Regions from separate parts of the Homo sapiens genome. Here region 2 is linked to region 1. A link is a contact called in ENCODE Hi-C data. All regions are on one chromosome and are shown on one strand. Each heading gives the region's core, a stretch centred on a gene start or an enhancer-like site at or near the end of the contact. The rest is flanking DNA. Distances are from core to core; before and after follow the strand shown. Region 1 holds the start of GCNT2 (glucosaminyl (N-acetyl) transferase 2 (I blood group)). Region 2 overlaps LOC105374928 (a long non-coding RNA gene).

Evidence for each region. Hi-C counts contacts between places; a loop is a spot of excess contacts on that map. Pooled maps may share reads with other maps.
Region 2: a map of CD4-positive, alpha-beta T cell shows a loop between it and region 1 (6-fold over the local background). The contact joins the enhancer-like site here to the promoter of GCNT2 in region 1. A Hi-C loop is called at or near these places in 1 of 168 maps with a recorded cell type or tissue (CD4-positive, alpha-beta T cell) and 7 of 50 pooled maps.

What each region holds. Positions count from the first base shown.
Region 1 is chr6:10,518,559-10,524,784 of GRCh38, reverse strand. GCNT2 (glucosaminyl (N-acetyl) transferase 2 (I blood group)) reads right to left here and starts at 3,434. Exons shown (of 5, transcript NM_145649.5): 1 at 3,368-3,434. It overlaps LOC101928146 (a long non-coding RNA gene), which reads left to right and starts at 3,379. Exons shown (of 3, transcript XR_001743961.2): 1 at 3,379-3,437. RefSeq lists enhancers at 3,088-3,147, 4,868-5,563, 5,643-5,787, 5,803-6,226 and a cis regulatory region at 5,710-5,720.
Region 2 is chr6:11,493,369-11,499,594 of GRCh38, reverse strand. All of the region lies in intron 3 of LOC105374928 (a long non-coding RNA gene), which reads right to left. Among named protein-coding and RNA genes, the nearest start is that of TMEM170B, 41 kb to the left of the region's middle. Within about 2 kb of position 2,719, at least 3 of the 41 ENCODE cell types and tissues checked have a DNase peak (open chromatin) inside an H3K27ac peak, as active enhancers do.

The sequences.
Region 1 (6,226 bases), core at 2,185-4,684:
CAATCTCAGCTCATTGCAACCTCGGCCTCCCAGGTTCAAGTGATTCTCCTGCCTCAGCCTCCCAAGTAGCTGGGCTTACAGGTATGCACCACCATGCCTGGCTAATTTTTGTATCATTTTGTCCTTTTTCAAAAAGACAACCTTTTCCTGTCCTCCTCTCTGCCTGCTCTTTCTTATTTATGTGTTTTCTCTTGACAAGTTCGGTACCCTGCTTTATCCTCATCACTATTTCTTTTTAAGCATAGGTTATAACCACAGGCTTCCAGCAACAGGGCTTAAATAGTATGGTTAAAAAGAGCCCTGGATTGAGTTAGAGACCAGCCTGACCAACATGGAGAAACCCTGTCTCTACTGAAAATACAAAATTAGCCGGGCGTGGTGGCGCATGCCTGTTAATTCCAGCTACTCAGGAGGCTGAGGCAGGAGAATCGCTTGAACCCCGGGAGGCGAAGGTTGCGGTGAGCCGAGATCGTGCCATCGCACTCCAGCCCAGGCAACAAGAGCGAAACTCCGTCTAAAAAAAAAAAAAAAAAGCCCTGGATTATGTGTCAGAAAGTTTCCGTGGACCAAGGCCACTCTTAACAGGCTTGGAGCCGTTGAATAAGTCATTTGATTTATAATCACAGCTTCCTCTTGGAGTGAATTTGAGAAAACAACACCCGTTTGTTGAAAAACAAACCAAGATCCAGCATGGATCTCGCAGGCTGTAAGGGGCTCTGCTGTTACTTAGAGCCTCCAACTCCCAACTGTGGCTTCCTTCCTAGCCAGATCACCACACCTCTTAGTCTTGGTTTTTTTTTTTTTTTTTTTTTGAGACAGAGTCTCGCTCTGTCACCCAGGCTGGAGTGCAGTGGCGCGATCTCGGCTCACTGCAAGCTCCGCCTCCCGGGTTCAGGCCATTCTCCTGCCTCAGCCTCCCGAGTAGCTGGGACTACAGGCGCCCACCACCAAGCCCGGCTAATTTTTTTGTATTTTTAATAGAGACGGGGTTTCACCGTGTTAGCCAGGATGGTCTCGATCTCCTGACCTCGTGATCCGCCCACCCCGGCCTCCCAAAGTGCTGGGATTACAGGCATGAGCCACAGCGCCCGGCCTTGGTTTTTCAAGTCTAGAGTCAAGACAACAGCAATCTCCAGGCCATGCTGGGAGGATTCTGGAGGTAGGGCACCTAACGTGCTCAGCTCAGGGCTTCTAGAGAAGTCAGAGCTAATTCCAGACCTGGATGGAAAGCTGTGGGGAAGAAGAGGCTACGAGGGGGAAATGAAGTGGGTTGTGATCGTTTAACAAAAAATAGCTGGGAAAAAAAGTAATAGGAAACTATAAGAGAAAGCTGGTCTTTTTTTTTTTTTTTTTCTTTTGAGACGGAGTTTCGCTCTTGTTGCCCCGTCTGCAGTGTAATGACGCCATCCCGGCTCACTGAAGCCTCTGCCTCCCGGGTTTAAGCAATTCTCCTGCCTCAGCCTCCCGAGCAGCTGGGGTTACAGGCATGTGCCACCACACCCGGCTAATTTTTGTATTTTCTTTTTAGTAGAGATGGGGTTTCACCATGCTGGTAGGCTGGTCTCGAACTCCTGATCTCAGGTGATCCGCCTGACTCGGCCTCCCAAAGTGCTGGGATTACAGTCATGAGCCACACCGCGCCTGGCTGAAAGCTGGTCTTTTCAAGCTCAGTCAAATAACTTTGAGGCAATGCAAGACTGAGCAAAGTTAAATAGCAGCTCAGTTACTAGGCGGAGTCGAGGCCTTAAAGGCACTTTCCGCCTGCGTTTGCACATGAAAAGATATCTGACAACTCCAGGCTTTCCAAGCCAGGGTCTCCGGGAGAAGCCAGAGCTGGAGAACCTCATTCGTTTTAAGTCTAATTTTACTGTTGCAGAAAGTTACCCTGGAGTTGAGGATTGAGTGTATTCTATAAATGGGATATTATGAGAAGCTAGAACAGCAGCCCAATCTCCGTGCCCGAGGCTTTGTTTGTTGTTTTCACCTTTCTGGATGGAGTTTTGCTCTTACCCTCCCGACCTCTATCGCTCAGAAAGTCCTTGATAGGATTTTGAAGTTACAGGAACCAAAAATTACTGCCATAGGTAGAATACTTCCACAAGGGAGACCTCAAGCTTCTGATCACTAAGAATAATTACATGAAAGAATATAGCCTCCCTTCTTCCGATAATTGCAATATGCTGTTCAATCAGAACAGAGTGCAAAGAAACAGATCCTTTACGCTGTAGGGTCCCCAGGGCCTGGGATTACAGTCTCCCTATTTCTTCTGGAAAACCACAGCCTACAGGTAACTACCCTCTATTTGGCCAATCTACTACCAGGTGCAGAAAGACTATTTACAAGTGACGACTCTCAAAGGCCTACATTTAAAAATAAGGAAAACAGAAAAGTAGCTTTGAGTTTGGCAAAACCTGAATTTACTTAGTAGACCTGTCTTTAATATCAGAAGATGGGTTTTCATAGAATGGCAATATGGATCTACTACTTTTCTACATGGCCCAGAGCTTCATTTTCAATTTTACCTATTATCAAATGAGGTTCATACCTCACAGGAATGTTCATACCTCACAGCAACTAATTAAATAAAATACATTTCAGGCTGTGGACGGTGGCTCACGCCTGTAATCCCAGCACTTCAGGAGGCTGAGGCAGGTGGATCACATGGAGTCAGGAGTTTGAGACCAGCCTGGCCAACATGATGAAACCCCATCTCTACTAAAGATACAAAAATTAGCCGGGCTTGGTTGTGCATGCCTGTAGTCCCAGCTACTCAGGAGGCTGAGGCAGGACCCAGGAGGTGGGGGTTGCAGTAAGCTGAGATCGCACCACCGTACTCTCGCCTGGGTGACAGAGTGAGACTATGTCTGGAAAAAAAAAAAAAAATTTAAATGCCAGACAGTACCAAGTACCTTATCAAATTCTGGAAACATTTTCCCTTGCCTGAAGGAACTGAGAAACATAAACCATTAAGTCTGAAGTGAACGTTGTTCTTTCCTACAAAGTTAAAAGTTGTAACTGAGATACAGAAGGATACTAATGATTTAGAGACAGATGGAAAACCCTCGTGCCCAGTAGGCCCATCATGTAATGAAACAACATACAAACATGCTATTCTTTGAAAAAAAAAAAACCTTTGAAAACAGAAATCTCATGACCAAATGACTCATTCAACATTTTTTGGTGTACTTACTTTATGCCCGGCACTGTGCTAGGTTCTGGAAATATAAAACATCCACGCAGCCCATTTGAGTACCAGCCTATTGGACCTTAAACTGCTGTCAGCGATTTAACAGAGGTAACACGAGAAGACCAGCTCCCCGCAGTTTCCTCCCTCCACCAGTTTCCCAGCACGCTGACCTCCACCTACCTCTCTCAGTTCCCAGGAGGGTAAGATTGCCCAGAGGCGTCCAGCAGTGAACACAGTAAGCCTGTTTAAGGTAAACGCAGTTTAACCCTAGCGTTTTAAGTGGAATAACAGAGGCTGGAATGTGAAAGTGGGAAGGTCTGTTTGCTTTCAGTCCCACCCCCAAGGCCTGCCCTAAGAGTCTGAGACAGGAGAACACACGTCTACAGAGAGCCTGCCTAGAGTCTGGATTTTTTAAGCTGCTGGATACCAGGTGCTACCTGACACCAGCTCATCCCCTGCCTCTAGAGTCCTGGAGGGCTTTGAGTTGATCACTTTCCACTCCAGGAATGTTATAAGAAACCGCTCAGAAAGGTAACTGCCCTGGGTGTAACTGGGTTTTTCATGAGGACACTCCAAGATAGACCTCAGGATAATTATTTGGGTGTTTTCCTAAGACTACCCTCCATTTTGCCCCCTTAGAGGCTGCTTTTTCAAGAGGGGAAGTTTTGGATTCCCTCACAGACCCCTCGTGTTTAAGGTTCCACTCTTATGTTTAGTTATTGGTAGGAAATCTTATAGTCTCTGCCCCAGGGTAACCTCTAACAGATTTAGATATGTGTTCTGCTCAAATGCTACCCACACTGGGGAAGGGGAATCCTAAGGTGGCAGCAGAATTTAGTAGAAAATGCCCTGGGCATTTTCAGAAGGCAAGTTCTCTCCTCTCTAATGCAAGCTGTATATCTTGAGCAAGTCACTTCCTCTCTCTGAACCTCTGGCTTTTCCTAGGCCAGGCAAACGGGCTCTTTACATACCCTTTCAGGAATGAACTGATTCCTGTCCCAGGAAACAAGCTAGTCATACCGTGCATTTAGCCATATCCCTCTCTTCTGCCAAACACTTTGCAGTCAGAAGCAGCTTATAAAATTCAGTGGGGATAAAGCAGGGTATGGTGGTGTGCACCTGCAGTTTCAGCTACTAGGGAGGCTGAGGCGGGAGGGTTGTTTGAGCCCAGGAATTCTGAGACCAGCCTGGGCAACATAGTGAGACATCAACTTAAAAAAAAAAAAAAAAAAAGAAAAAATCCAACTGAGTTAAAAAAAATTTTTTTCCAGTCATAAAGCCAGGATAAACTGAAGAAATAGCAAATCAACTTTTTTTTTTTTTTTTTTTTTTTGTGACAGAGCCTTGCTCTGTCACCCAGTGCAGTGTCACAATCTCAGCTCACTGCACCCTCTGCCTCCCAGGTTCAAGCAATTCTCCTGCCTCAGCCTCCTGAGTAGCTGGGACTACAGGCATCCACCACTATGCCCGGGTAATTTTTGTATTTTTAGTACAGAAAGGGTTTCACCATGTTGACCAGGATGATCTTGAACTCCTGGACTCAAGTGATCCACCCCTCTTGGCCTCCCAAAGTGCTAGGATTACAGGCGTGAGCCACCACACCCGGCCCAAATCAATGATTATTTTTCTTTTCTTTTTCGTTTTTTTTTTTTTTGAGACCGAGTTTTGCTCTTGTTGCCCAGGCTGGAGGGCAATGGCACGATCTTGGCTAACCGCAGTCTCTGCCTCCTGGGTTCAAGCAATTCTCCTGTCTCAGCCTCCGAGTAGCTGGGATTACAGGCATGCGCCACCATGCCCTGCTAATTTTTTGTATTTTTATTAAAGACGGGGTTTCTCCATGTTGGTCAGGATGGTCTCGAACTCCCGACCTCAGGTGATCCACCCACCTTGGCCTCCCAAAGTGCTGGGATTACAGGTGTGAGCCACTGCACCTGTCGTCTGTTTTCTTTTTCTTTTCTTTTTTTTTTGAGATGGAGCCTTGCTCTGTCACCCAGGCTGGAATGCAGTGGTGCAATCTCGGCTCACTGCTACCTCCGCCTCCTGGGTTGAAGCAATTCTGTCTCAGCCTCCCAAGTAGCTGGATTACAGACGCCTGCCACCACGCCCGACTAATCTTTTGTATTTTTAGTAGAGACGGGGTTTCTCCATGTTGGTCAGGCTGATCTCGAACTCCTGACCTCAAGTAATCTGCCCACCTTGGCCTCCTAAAGTGCTGGGATTACAGATGTGAGCCACCCCGCCTGGCCAAATCAACAATTCTTAAAATGACCTATTTTGAAAAGACTAAAAGAAGCCCAACTGTTTTAACAGCATTTATTTTAGAGTTTTAGGATTATGGTAAATTTTACTTTCTTCTATGTATTTTTTTCCTATTTTCCACATTTTATAAAATGGTCATGAATTATTTTTTTCTAATTGGAAAGGAACAATTTTAATGGTCGTGACTGGTTATCTTCTCCCTCATCTTACGCTGCATTGTGTGTGTTGGGCCCAGATCTACAATTCAACTTCCTCATGAGCGCATGAGTCAGCATTTCTTCATGGCCTGTCATTCTGTACTGTTTGCAAAAGTATGAAAAATAGAGACCAGCCCATGGGAATTTTGCTGGAGAGGTAAATAAAATGCTCCATACAATTCTATACCTTTTACCAACCAAAGAATAAAATCATCAAATATCCAAGTATACATCAGTATTTTACAAACCCAGACTTTAGTGATGAAGGTAGGGAAAAAAGGATGACTGTCCTGGAGATTCAAGACGGGGTCTACTTATTGGGAAAGAGCCAGTTAAGTCAAATCATCGCAGCAACGGGTGATTTTTTCCTTGGCAAATTACCTAATTATTTCACTATTTCATTATGCCTATTCAAATGATCTCAGTCCTTGCCAGCTCCTTACAGCCTCCATTCTTTGCTGGAAATACCCTTATCCTTTCACCTCCTGGCCACCCAACCTGTTCTTCTCCATCACAAACAATAGAGCATTGAAATTCTGTGCCTGCCACCCAGAAAACTGGCAACCCACAAAGAACAAGAAAA
Region 2 (6,226 bases), core at 1,470-3,969, 980 kb before region 1:
ACTGTATGCCAGGGAAAGGGAAGGTCTAGACTATTGCACACAAGTTCCGAGTTGACCTTGACACCCGGACCCCTTGTTGAAGTGGGGCCTTATAAGAATCAAGTAATGAATGGAGTCCTAGCTGGGTCTGGCACAGAGTGGGCCCACAGAACCTGTAGACTCACCCAGGAAGCATTTCTCCATTTCCATGTATCACTGGAATGAATGTACTTGGCAGTTGGAGTAAACCCTATATTTGTTCCTTGGTCAGTGAGGAAGTGCTATCATAGTGGGAGAGGCCAAATGGAAACTCCGAAACTGTCCCCCAGGCAAGATGGTAAATACAAAATAGGGATTGGTCGTCTCTATCATATCTCTTTTTAATTGCTAGTCTCCCCCAGCAGGAAGTGGATGGACTCTGAAGAATGACAACAGATGAGTACAGTTTCAATCACATGGTGGTCGACTGCGGCTGCTGTGCCAGAGGTGGGATCACAGCTGGAGCACATTAAACAGGCCGCAGGCCCGTGGCATGTGGTTGTCTATTTGGTGAATGTGCCTTTTCTATCCATATTAGAAAAAAAGATCAGGAACAATTCACATTCACGTGGACAGACTCCAATATTCATTTATTGCTTTGCCTCAGAGCTATCTTAACTCAGCTGCCCTTTGCCATAATAGTCTGAAATAATCTAGATCACCTGAACCCACGGAACATCAAACCCATCCACTGCATCAATGACATCATGTTCATTGGCCAGAAGAAGCAAGAGGTGGCTAGTATGCTGGAGGTCTTGGTAAAACACTCATGCTCCAGAGAGGAAAAGATGAATGAGGATTTAAGGAATCCAGTGGTTAGGTTCATGCTGGAATATTCCCTCCAAAGCAAACGATAAATTGCTGCATCTTATATCTCATACCTCAAAAAAGAAGTGCCTGGTAGGCCTCTTTGGGTTCTGAAGGCAACTCATGCCACACTTAAGACTGCAGTTCCAGGCCAGGCGTGGTGGCTCACGCCTGTAATCCCAGCACTTTGGGAGGCCGAGGCGGGCGGATCACGAGGTCAGGAGATTGAGACCATCCTGGCTAACACGGAGAAACCCCATCTCTACTAAAAATACAAAAAAAAATTAGCCAGGCGCGGTGGCAGGCGCCTGTAATCCCAGCTACTCAGGAGGCTGAGGCAGGAGAATGGTGTGAACCCGGGAGGCGGAGCTTGCAGTGAGCCAAGATAGCGCCACTGCAGTCCCGCCTGGGCGAAAGAGCCAGACTCCGTCTCAAAAAAACAAAAAGACTGCAGTTCCAGCTCACAAATTGGGCAACATGATTATTGGCAGCTTTGAGTTGTGCCTGAAGCACAAAAAGGCTAGAGATGCAGGTCTGTCACCTGTGAAAGGGGAGGGAGAAGGAGGGTTAGTTAGGAAGAGTCTCAAACTGCAGTGCTGTCCTGCAAAAGTCTCAGCCAGCCCAACAGAGAGCTCCAGAGCAAAGGCTGCCTGTTGGAGAAGTTCCATGATGAACAGAAAGGGCCAGGCCCTGGCACGCCCACTGTGCTCATTAGCTGTTAAAGGTCTGCCTAGGAAAAGCATGGCCTCAGCTCAACTGCTGTGGCTAAGCAACCAGAGGCACTGCAACCAAGGCCATCACCTAACTGCACCCTCACAGCTAATCTACAAGTTCTTTCTTGAAGGGAGATCATAATAGCTCCATATCCCCATATTGGAGAGAATTCTCACTCTGCATTCTGCCAAGGAGCTGGTGTGTGTGTGCGTTTGTGTGTGTGTGTGTGTGTGTATGCACACATGTGACAAAGGTTTATTTAACTTATCAATGAATGAAGAAGGAGAAGAAAAATTACTATATATAGTCAATGAACAAAAAGAATGCTGGAATAAGACTGCAAGTGAAGTTGAAACTGGTAAATTATAAAACAACACAACTATAATCTGTAGGATTTATATTTCCTACTGGACAGAAATGAATTGCAACATAATGATCCTCCACAAGTTAACATTAACTTTACAAGAGTCTCACCTTCATCAATAGCAAATAATCAAAGTAACTTTCTTCCTGTAAAACTTCCCAACTGGGGGAACATTTGCCCTCTCCTCACCCCAGAGATATCTGACAATGTCTGGAGACATTTGTGGCTATCGCAACTAAAGGGATGAAGGTGTGCTACTGGTGTCTGGTGGGCAGGGGCCAGGGATACTGCTAAATGACCTATTACGCCCTGAACAGCCCCCACGGCAAAGAATTACCCAGACCAAAATTTCAATAGCGCCAAGACTGAGAATCGTGTACAGATGACACTTTTGACAGCTTATTAGGCAATGCTCTAGTATGACACCGAAAGGGCGTAAGAAGATCTTTAATGTTTCCTTCTGCTTTCACTTAAATGTAAAATTGGGATAATGATATATCGAAGCAACTTCATTTACGGTGAAGGATGATTAAATAAAACAATTGTGGTTGATTGTATTTTTACAAAGATGATGCACAAATATATATCCCATCCCACATGCTCTTCTTCTGACGTGACACTGACATTCCTGTATTGAGGGGTGGAGGCTATGTTCCCTTCCCTTGAACCTGGGTAGACGTTTGCAATTACCTCTATCAACAGAACACAGCAGAAGTGACATTTCCTGACCTCTGAGGCTGGATCATAAAAAGCAACACGGCTTCCTCCTGGCTCTCTTTCTGGGGACACCACCTTGGATGTTCTGAGCCAACATGAAACAAGTCTGGCTATGCTTGAGAAACCCTAAAGAGGGACTACATAGAGACAGAGAGAAGCTCCCACCCCAGCCTGTCCAGTCTTATCAGCTCAGACACCAGACACGGGAGCGAATGAGGCTTTACAATAACCCCAAGTACTGTCTGATTGCGATCTCATGTGAAAGAAGCCTCCAGGCAGAACCACCCGACAGAGCTCCTTCTGAATTCCTGGCCCATAGACACCGTGGGAGATAATAAATGATTTTGTTGTCTTAAGCTTCTATATTTTAAGATGATTTGTTCCATAGCAACAGACACTAAAACAACCATACAAAAATAGTCCTTAGCACCCTGCATGGAAAGTGAGTTAACTGGTCACTCTTGTGGGGTAGTTTTAGTATTTTTAAGTAATATTTATGTAGTATTTTTACTGTTTCCGTGCGCAAGAGGGCACACTGTCCGTTGACAGCCCTCATACATGGAGGTGTAATTTTCTAATCAAAGCACCAGGTGGAGCCAACCCCTAATTTTTCACTGTCCCTTTCAGAGGGTGAACTTGACAAAATGGAAAAAAGGCTTCAGAATCAAACTAGCATGTTTAGGGCGATGTGTTAGAGAATGCTCAGTATTCTAAATTCTCAAATTCTAAAACACAAGGAAGCTTATTTTGATGAATAACTCATCCCTAGGCAGGGTGTACGCACAAAAAACAAGAAAATCCTTTTTTTTCCTTTGTTAAATGCAACAGAGAAGGTTATGCTTTCTTTAAACCCTGAAAAGGAAAAGAGATCTGCCAGCCTATGATTTCTAAACAATACTGTACTTAATTTTTGCCATTATCTAGACACATAGCTAATGCAAGTCTCTGTTTGCTGTTTGCTTCTGACAGTAAGACAATATTTCTGAATACTGATTTATGGGACTCAGATAACATCTGTACCACAATTTTAGCTTAAACATTTTTAGGTTTACATGTTTTCTAGTCCTTTATTTTGTATACACGAATTTAATGCTCTAGTGGCTGTGAAAATGGGCCATGATTCCGATTGCAGGAAATCTGGGAACCAAATCCCTTAAAATGAATTGGGTGAACCAAATACATTGTATCTCCCTCTTGTCAGAGAAATTCAAAGCAGACTCTACCCATCAGCATTCACTGTAACCTGAGCAGGTTGGCAACCCGTCCTTATTATGATGATCTGCCAGTGCCTATGTAACTCCTGAAGGCTGATGCCTCTACCCTGAGATGGCTCAAGGATGGTTAGGGCAATAGAGCAGTGGTCTTGAGAATAAAGATGGTTTTGTGATCCGCTTATCTGATTAGAGGTTTATACTATAAAGTCAAGGCTTCATAGCCTGGTAGGGGATAAATCAAATGTCAGAAAGGATGGAGGCAGCTTGAACTCTGAAGAGCTGATTTTCTGAGGGTATCCTACAACTTTGACTCCACCCATACCCTAGCTGACCTGTCATCTTGCTAATTAACCACAAGAACTGAGGGAGAAAGTAAGGTGTGATCAGCTCAAGTAAGGCGTGATCAGCTCAAACCCTATCTATCTTATGCTGGGACTAACACAAAAGAAAGCCAAACACAATTATATGGTAAATCAGTAGAATCATGTTCCTACCTAACGTGTGTCTGTCAGGGATGAGACTGATTCCCATGCTTAACTTATGGCCCTGTCTCATCACTTTGTGCTCATAGAATGTATACGTGACATATTTTTCTTTGACACACTAGTACTGGCAAAGGCTGTCTTCTTTGGCTTAACCACAAATTGTGGAGCATGAGAGCCTCAGAACATCTCCAATCTCTCCCAGCTAGTTTCGGAAATTCCCAGGGACAATTGTGCACATGCTCTCGAGAAGTTCCCCTGGATCCTCAAAACAGCCTTGTGAATCCACAGTAGCTATGGTGACAAGCCTGCTGCAACTCTTTAGAGGGTACTTGGCTGGGTCCCACAGTCACTGATACTGACAGCAGGATTTTCGGGTCACTACTAAGCACTTCCCACAAATGGCCATGACCTCATTCCATGCACTTGGTAGCCTGTCAGTGCAGTGGCTAGAGTGTGATGAGGTAGGCAGGGAGGCAGCCTCTGTCCCTGTGACTATTATCCTCCATTGCTAGGCTGTCTTCTTGGGGCTCATCTCCTTAGGGTCCTTTATCATGTCTATGAGGGCCTGTTCAGGCATACAGCAGTATGAGCAGCCATTCGTACTACCCAGTCTCTCCAAAAATGACGAAAAACCATGTTTTGTGGCCCAGATCTGTATACTCTACCTGGGGATGACTTCTTCCTCATAAGGCATTCACTCCTCAGGCAAATAACATACCATGGTAAGCCCACCCTATTGCCCTTGCACCTCCGATGCACCCACATTAGCAGGCTCAGCCCATGCTAGTTCCCAAACTGACCTTGGATTGTTCAAGCAACTTTAAACCCAAACCTACAAAGCTGGTGTGCAGCTCACAGTTTGATGACTATGTAAATTACATCCTGAAATGTCTCTACTAAACATGTGACTGGACACATCTGAATTTACAATGGGCACACGGCATCTTGGTTTCATAGGTGAAAGACTCTGAATAAGTACCTTTTTGGCAATAGTTCAATCTGAAGTGGATTAAGGCAAGATTTAGAATCTTTAAGCAGGGTAGTACTTTTTTCAAACGGGCATGTTTCCAAGGGATGGAGTCACTGGATGGAGTTTCCCAGCATGGCAGCCCTTCTCTGGTGGAGGCAGCTTGCTGAGATCAGGAGGGATGTTCAAAGCAGAAGCCGGCTCGAAGGTTCCGCTCATTTTTATAACAAATTAGCATAGTTCACACCCTCCCCCTCTACATGCCAATGTTAGAATGATCTCATAGGCAGGCCAACTCCACCCTTTTCTGTACCTCTAGACTTCCATTCAACTCATAGAGCTATGCCTTCTTCCTGTACTTTTGCCAAACCAGGCCTTGCAAAATTATTCCATCAGTCATGGGTGCTAATGAACTGGATCAGAAATTGACCACCTGGATACAGAGAGTTTACTCAAGGATACCGGAGTCATCTTTTCCTTACCTGGCCCCTTTGCTCACATTAGTTCTCTCGTCTCTTTAAAACAGTAATCAAACTGGCCGGGCACGGTGGCTCACGCCTGTAATCCCAGCATTTTGGGAGGCCGAGGCCAGTGGATCACCTGATGTCAGGAGTTCAAGACCAGCCTGGTCAATATGGTGAAACCCCATCTCTACTAACACAAAAATTAGCCAGGCGTGGTGGCATGCGCCTGTAGTCTGAGCTACTCGGGAGGCTGAGGAGAAGAACCACTTGCACCTGGGAGGCAGAGGCTGCAGTGAGCCGAGATTGTGCCGTTGCACTCCAGCCTGGGCGACAGAGCGAGACTCCGTCTCAAAAAAAAAAAAAAAAAAACACAGTAACCAAACTTTGCTTCACTGTGGTTTGGTAAAGTGGAGCAGGTGTCTACCAGTTTTTCATGCAACCTGCCCAAATGGCCCTTTCAAACTCTAATGGTGTGA